Regions from separate parts of the Homo sapiens genome. Here region 1 is linked to region 2. A link is a loop called in an ENCODE intact Hi-C map of the cell type or tissue named here. Cell type or tissue: GM12878. All regions are shown on one strand. Region 1 has its middle 19 kb from the start of MIR3977. Region 2 has its middle 22 kb from the start of LINC01338.

The links. Hi-C counts contacts between places; a loop is a spot of excess contacts. Peaks named below come from ENCODE experiments on the same cell type or tissue, not always from the same donor. Only the 100,000 strongest peaks of a DNase experiment are listed, where the experiment ranks them.
Region 1: a loop joins it to region 2, with 5 times the contacts of the local background. A loop is called at or near these places in 1 of 110 quality-filtered maps.

Annotation. Positions count from the first base shown.
Region 1 is chr5:82,819,575-82,823,574 of GRCh38, reverse strand. No RefSeq gene overlaps it. Among named protein-coding and RNA genes, the nearest start is that of MIR3977, 19 kb to the left of the region's middle. RefSeq lists an enhancer at 2,401-2,580. In GM12878, no CTCF peak of the experiment used is centred here; a DNase peak (open chromatin) is centred at 2,469; H3K4me3 peaks cover 568 bases; H3K27ac peaks cover 1,376 bases.
Region 2 is chr5:82,879,659-82,883,658 of GRCh38, reverse strand. No RefSeq gene overlaps it. Among named protein-coding and RNA genes, the nearest start is that of LINC01338, 22 kb to the right of the region's middle. In GM12878, no CTCF peak of the experiment used is centred here; a DNase peak (open chromatin) is centred at 1,808.

The sequences.
Region 1 (4,000 bases), 60 kb after region 2:
GATAAGGACACAGGCTTGAAGGAAGCTTAATTATTAAGTTTAGAAATTGATTTACATTTACTAAATGCTCTATTATAGTATTACTGAGTTCATTTAAAAAAATTTATAAGGCCAAGCACGGTGGCTCACACCTGTAATCCCAGCACTTTGGAAGGCCGAGGCAGGTGGATCACAAGGTCAGGAGATCAAGACCATCCTGGCCAACATGGTGAAACCTTGTCTGTACAAAAAATACAATCTAGCTCAGGGATTGTAAACGCACCAATCAGCACCCTGTCAAAACGGACCACTCGGCTCTCTGTAAAATGGACCAATCAGCAGGATGTGGGTGGGGCCAGATAAGAGAATAAAAGCAGGCTGCCAGAGCCAGCAGTGGCAACCGGCTCGGGTCCCCTTCCACACTGTGGAAGCTTTGTTCTTTTGCTGTTTGCAATAAATCTTGCTGCTGCTCACTCTTTGGGTCCACACTGCCTTTATGAGCTGTAACACTCACCGTGAAGGTCTGCGGCTTCACTCCTGAGCCCGCCAGATCAATTTCTCAATGATCTGATCATGTTCTTTATAGCATTTCCCCCTCCATATGGAATCCACTCTACGATCACATATTATATTTAGTTTTCATATCTCTTTAATTTTCTTTAATCTGCAAGAGTTCCTCAACTTTTCAGTGACTATGACTTTTATCACATCACCGTTTGTGAAACCTCCAGCCTCTCTCCCCTTTTAAATAAAATGCTTCTAATTTTTTAAATAAAATGCTCCTGATTTTTTTCTGACGTTTCCTCATGATTAGATTTAGTTTTTCTGTGTTCTGCTGGAAGACTACCTAGGTGACGTCATGTCCTTCTTAGGATGTTGCACCAGAGGCACCCAATGTCTGTCTACGCCTCCTTGATAATTTAAGTTGTGATCACCTCTTCAATATATTATCTGATTTCTCCACTATATAGGAGAGAGGCCTGAGTTTGAAAGCCAGGATTTGTCAAAGCACAAAGCACTGCTGGCTGCTTCCTGTTGATTCATTCATCTGCCCTTACTGGGAACTTTAGTGGAGGCATTATCTGCTATGACTCTAAGCTAAGAAAGTTTTCTTTCTCATGAGACCAAGGTCTGGGTAAGGGAGGTTACAGTCAAAAGGATTTCTATAGCTTCTGAATTGTTTTCAAATCCTAACAATTGGCCGCTCACTATTCAGTTAAATTACTCTTAAGGGAAAACAATTTCATCAATTTTTTAAACCTCTTCCCTTTCTAACTCACAGTACTTTTAGGGTCTCTCAACTTCTCCTCCATAAAAGAAGTGTCTGCTTTGTTTGTTCAGACCTGGGTGATTTGTTTCTAAGCAGCAGGCAAATTGCTTTGTTCTCAGAATAAGCTTGAGGAGGAGGGATCCCAGGGTGGGACGGCAATCAGAAGGGTTTATACAATGGTTGGCTCCTCTTTCCTATCATGGAGATCCCAGGGGCCTTAACAACTTGGTTCTAGTCCACACTGACAGTGCTGGAGGTCACATCTCTAGTATCTTTCATTTAATCTTTTTCTGGGGATTTTTCCTGTCCCAGGAGGTAGTTGGAAAGACAGCAAACTTTGGTCAGGCTTTGCAGGTGGGTCTCTTGGCTCATGTGAAATCTGGATGTAATAGATTTAAGTAAACAACTGATCTTAAAGCCAGTCCAATTGCTGTTGCGTCAAAATTTATCCCAGGCCTCAAAGACCTTTAGGGGGAGTAAAGCCAAACGCCTTACCTGTAATTACATTCTGTTGATTTGTCTGAAGTTACTCCCCTTTGTCACTTCAGGTCTACGCAAAACTCCCGAGACAATAATGGGCATTGTTGGTTTGCACAGTGCTGGTGGAAACGTGGGTGCAGAAAGGCAAACTTGTGGTCGGTGCATTTTATTGCAGGATACAAATCACACAGCTGAATCTGGCAACTATTATGAGGCTGAAATAAGCACATATACTCACAGAACAAAGCAACCAAATTATGTGTTTAACATAATAATAATTACAAAAGCTCTACAGGCATCGTTTTGAGCTATCTGCTGCCATAAGTCCCAAGGGCTTCCTTCAACCATGGGGAAACTGAAAAATGAACAGTGACAGGAAGCTGGGGTGGAGCGAGAGCTCAGCCATTAGTTTTCTTTTGTGTGTGAACAATTGTTTTAAAGTTTAAATGCAATATTCAGTGTATCATTTGTTGCCACAAATTATCCCTTGGATAGTTTACTATGAGTGCCAGCTTCTCTGGGGTGCCTTCTGTGTTTTACAAGTGGTTCCATCAAACAATGATTATTATTCTTCAAAAAATGATCCAGAGTGGCTTATTACATGACAGACATGTGGTTTGAGTTTTGTCGTAAATGCAGAACAAAGGGTCTGAGAGTGTTTCTTTTTGTTATCTGAGCTGTGTGGCTCTAAGGAAACATCAGATAGTTCATTATTCAAATGAGAATATTTTCTTGCCTTTCATTTCATTTTCGGTTTTATTTCTGTATATCCATGACATTTTAGCAAGCAAGCTGCCTCCTCTAGAAGAGCCATCTGCTTTGCTTTTCAACTGTGAAACCATCTGAGAGAACGAATACCTTCTTCCTCATAGAAACACATATGGGGTGAGGGGAGTGGTATTGTTAATTATATATATGATTATGCATGAATATATACATAAATAGGTATATATTTATGTGTATTTGTATATGTGTATGTGTGTGTGTGTGTAGTGTCTTTCTTTACTTTTTTCTGTTTTTAAAAAATACTAGAGCATAGTTGTACAATCAAGGAACTTGGTCTCAATAAACAACTAAGCAAAAATCTCCGACCCACCTTTCTCCCATGTCTCAAACCTTTCTCAGTGCAATAGGGTATGAGTTACATAAGCATGGGGACTTTGGTCTGCATGTTGATTGGTATATTCCTGGTGTATAGAAGAGTGTCTGGTATATAGTAGTTGCTAAAATAATAGTTGTTGGATGAAGTGGTATGAATATCAGTGTTCCTCCTCAGTAAATTCTGTGTGTCAGGCATGTAACAGTCAGAAATTACTCTTCCTCACTATGATTGTGCCTGTCGTTACTCCCACTCAGAATGGTTATAATCTTTTGCCTGGTGCTAATATACCCTGTGCTATGGTGATGGTTTGGGGCAGGACACCTTCTATGACTTGTGTTACATTTTCTTACTAGATGACAAAGCAAAGATGCCTTGAGGCCATTTCCTATGAGTTGTCAGGCATCCCTGCCAACTCTGTAGGATTACTTAAATTATCACCAGTGAACATACATTTTGGATCCTGGCCTCAGGACTTTTTCTACATGAATATATTGATGGAAGAAACAGGAACCTATTATCTATTGAGATGACTGATAGTAAACCACTACCATAACTCAGGAAATCTGTGAAAAATACCCTCCCATGTATAAGTTAAAATGGCACAGCATAACTGGCCATGAAACAACAGCTATCAGACTAGCTTGATGTCCAATAACTGGAAATGGATTATCTGATTGCACCAAAGATTTCAGAGGCATGAAGTCAGGTCAGCTGGTTTTTGGGTTTCTATTGTGGAAAAGATTCATATTCATATATTGGACCTTGTCCGGCCACTCATAGAGTAACCGAGAGCAACAGACTTTTTGTTCTTGACAGAGATACATAGAATACAAAGGAAGAGACTGGAGATTATCCCTGATGTCAGTAAAGTCTATAGCTCATGGAAATGAGAGCTAGAAACATGTGACAATATTTTTTAGGAACTGTTCTATCATACATTTTCAATAATTCTCTATTTACTACAGAACAGAATTCCCAATTATAAGTAAGTTTTGTAAAAATCTAAGCTAATTCTACCTACTCAGAATCAAGCCTCTTTGCCTGTCCACAGCCACCGTTTGCTGGAACTGAGATGGAGAACACTCACCATTCACTAAACACCCACACCTTGATTTCCCTACCACATTGCTTTGAGGGGCATGCTGTCATCTGTGGTGGCTGAAGTTCCA
Region 2 (4,000 bases):
AATAATCATTAAATATAGTGTGTCCTTAATATTATACAGAATGCTAAAACTGTCCAACACTAAGCATGAGGATAAATTTTTGTGAATAGTTCTTTTTTCATTCACTTGAACCTATAAGCATATATTTATTGTCAGACTATGTAATTGCAGTTCTTGGTTGAGGAAAAATGATCAGTTAAAAGTGGTTTAATATATCTTTCTGGCAGAAAACAATAAATTATTTGAAGCCAATGAGAACAAAGGTAAAACATACCAGAATCTCTGGGACACAGTTAAGGTAGCATTAAGAGTGAAGTTTATAGCACTAAATGTTCAAATCAAAAAGTTAGAAAGATCTCAAATTAAGAACCCAACATCACAACTATAGGAACTAGAGAAAGAAGAGCAAACCAACCCCAAAGCTAGCAAAAGACAAGAAATAACCAAAATCAGAGCTGAACTACTGAAGACAATTGAGACACAAAAAAAAATACTAAAGATCAACAAATCCAGGAGTTGGTTCTTTGAAAAAATTAATAAGATAGACAAGCTGCTAGTTAGACTAATAAAGAAAAAAAAAAAAGAAGATCTAAATAAACATAATCAGAAATGACAGAGGAGACATTACCACTGACCCCACAGAAATACAAAATACCCTCAGAGACTACTAAGAACACCTCTATGAACACTAAAAAATTTAGAAGAAACAGATAAATTCCTGGATACACACAACCTCCCAAGACTGCTCCAGGAAGAAATTGAATCCCTGAACATACCAATAACAAGTTCTGAAATTGAATCAATAATAATTTAAAAAACCTTACCCACCCAAAAAAGCCAGGACCAGTCAGATTCACTGACAAATTTTGCCAGATGTGTAAAGAAGAGCTGGTACCATTCCTACTGAAACTATTCCAAAAAATTAAGGAGGGGGACCTCCTCCTTGACTAATTCTATGAGGTCAGCAATCATCCTGATACCAAAACCTAGCAGAGACACAATTAAAAAAAGAAAACTTCAGGCCAATATCATTGATGAACATAGATGCAAAAATCTTCAACAAAATACTAGCAAATCAAATCCAGCAGCATGTCAAAAAGTTAATCCACCACAATCAAGTAGGTTTCTTCCATAAGGTGCAAGGTTGGTTCACCATACACAAATCAGTAATGTGATTCATCATATAAGCAGAACCAAAACCAAAGCTGTATGATTATCTCAATAGATGCAACAAAAGCTTTTGATAAAATTCAACACCCCTTTATGTTAAAAATCCTCAATAAACTAGGCATTGAAGGAACATACACATATAACTGTGTGTTATATAGGTAAACACACAGTTTACCTATATAACAATCCTACACATGCAGCCCTGAACCTAAAATAAAAGTTAAAAAAAAGAGTCTGATTGTTATTGGAAAACATCAGAATAATAAATTACCTTGATTAGAGTAAGACACATTAACAAAATATCATTTAATCCTCAAAATAAAAAATATATCTTCCTGTGAAAAATTACTACACTCTAGCATCTCTAACAGCAGTACTTGCAACTGCCACTCTGGAGACTCAGAGAAAGGAAATTCTGGTAGCGGTCCTCTCAGAAGCTCATGACTATTGATACCTATCATAGCAATTTCACCGTACTTGTAATGCAGTTGATCTCTTTCTTTACCATTGCTCTCTCTGCCAATATTGCTCTCACTCCCCATTTGGGTGTGAGAGTTTCTAAAAAAAGAAACTCTTCTTTCTTTTTTTAGACTTCCACTTAATCACAGCTGCTTTTTTTCTTCTTTCTTTGTGCATTTCAGTTTCTTTTTTCCTTTCCAATTACTCATTTCCTCTGCTGATTATTTTCTAATTTTCAGTCTTTCTGAGAAGATCTTTTGGTTCTGGTAGTTGGTATTAACTTTGCTGGAGAGAGTGCTTATACCAAGCTACCTTATTAGTTATTGGCCAACCTATAGATTGTCTCTTCCTAAGTCAGAAACTTACTCTTGATCTAACTAGCAGCACCTAGGGTGTCAGGGTCATGTAACCATTTTTCTTAAGGGATGTGTGGCTTGAGGATCACTTGGTGAAATAGAAACTCATACTCCTTTGTTTCTCTGTCACAGCTGCTATGGGAGTTGTGCAGAACACACAGAACTTTTCAGAGCTTCTGAAGTCAAAAATGAACTAAAAAAGGAAAATTTTAATCGTTCAAATAGCTGACGGCAGGCCCAATACAAATGCTGCTGCTGCTGGCACCCAAATGGATCATCCAGGAGCCTAGGGGTTAACCTGCCCCACCCACCACCACTAGTGTCTGTGCATGTTGTCCAGGGATTTGGGAATAGACTTGCCCTGCTCACTGCCACTGGCACAGATGAGCACCATGCAGGGATCTCAAGACAGGCCTGCCCTTCCTATAACCACCAAAGCTAGCACCCATGTGCACCATCTGGAGGATGGGGGATCAACCCTCCCCACCCACTACCAACCTGCCCACTGTACTGCCCATGTACATTGTCTAGGGGCTGGGTATAGGCTCAATCCAACTGCCACTACTGACTCATATACTTGTAGTGCAAGGGTATAAGGACTAGCCTGTCCAGTCTACCACCAGTGCCTGCACATGCCTCCTGGGGCCTAAGGACTGAACTGCCCAGCCCACTGCTACTGGTGCCCACATGAGCCACTCAGCAGCCCAAGGTTTGGACTGTCAATGCTACTGCCACTGCTAATGCCACACATGACCCACACACCTGGCCTGCTCCTGGCACTGCTGGCACTTTAGCATGTTACCTGGTGGCTGCAGGACCAACCCCCTCTGGGCTTACAACTGCCAGTGCCAGCATACACCACCAAGGAGCCTGAGGACCAGCACACCTGGCCCATCACTGCCATCACTGGTGCCAGAGGACTGATCAGCCTGGTGCCCGTCTTCCCAGGAAAGCCTCACCACAGTCTTCACTAAGACCTGCAGCCTAAGCCACCAAGGAACTCACAGATATCAATAATGCTGATTACAACCAAACAAGGAACACACAGATATCAATAATGCTGATTACAACCAAAGAAATACAGAGACTACACTACTGTGCCCACCCAGAATCAAAGCCAAAGCACCCTACCCAACCAACAGTATAGATATATGATATAGTTTGTACATTTGTCCCCACCCAAATCTCATGTTGAGATGTAATCCTCAGTGTTGGAGATGGGGCCTGGTAAGAGGCAATTTTATCACAGGGACAAATTTCTCATGAAAGATTTAGCACCATCTCCTTGGTGCTGTCCTCACAATAGTGAGTGAATTCTTGTGAGATCTGGTTCTTTAAAAGTGTGTGGCACCTCCCCTCCCTTGCTTTCACCACAGGACATGCCTGCTCCCCTTTGACTTCCACCATGACTGTAAGCTTCTAGAGGCCTCCCTAAAATCTGTGCAGTTGCCAGCATCAGGCTTCCTATAAAGTCTACGGAACTGTGAGCCAACTAAACCTCTTTTCTTTATAAATACCCAGTCTCAGGTATTCTCTGTAGCAATGCAAGAGCAACCTAATGTAATATATCTACAGGAAAAAGTCTTTACCTACAAAAGCAAATTCATAAAATTGGATGAAGCTACTGTTACAACAGATGCACAGGTATCAACCTAAAAATACAAGAAACATGGAAGTGCAAGAAAACATGACACTTCCAAAAGAACACAATAATTATCCGGTAAGATTCCAAAGAAAAGAAAGTCTGTGCAATGCCTGAAAAAGATTCAAAATACTGATATTAGTATTTTGAAACCAGTGAGATACAAGATAACACAGATAACCAATACAAAGAACAAAGAACAATTCATGTTCTGAATGAGAAATTTAATTAAGAGATAGAAATAATAAAAAAAAGAACAAAACCAAAATTTTGGAACTAAAGAATTTAATGAATAAAATTAAAAATACAATCAAGAGCTTCCACAATAGACTAGATCAAGTAGAAGAAGGAATTTCTAAACTTGAAGAAAAATCTTTTGAAAGAATCTAGTCAG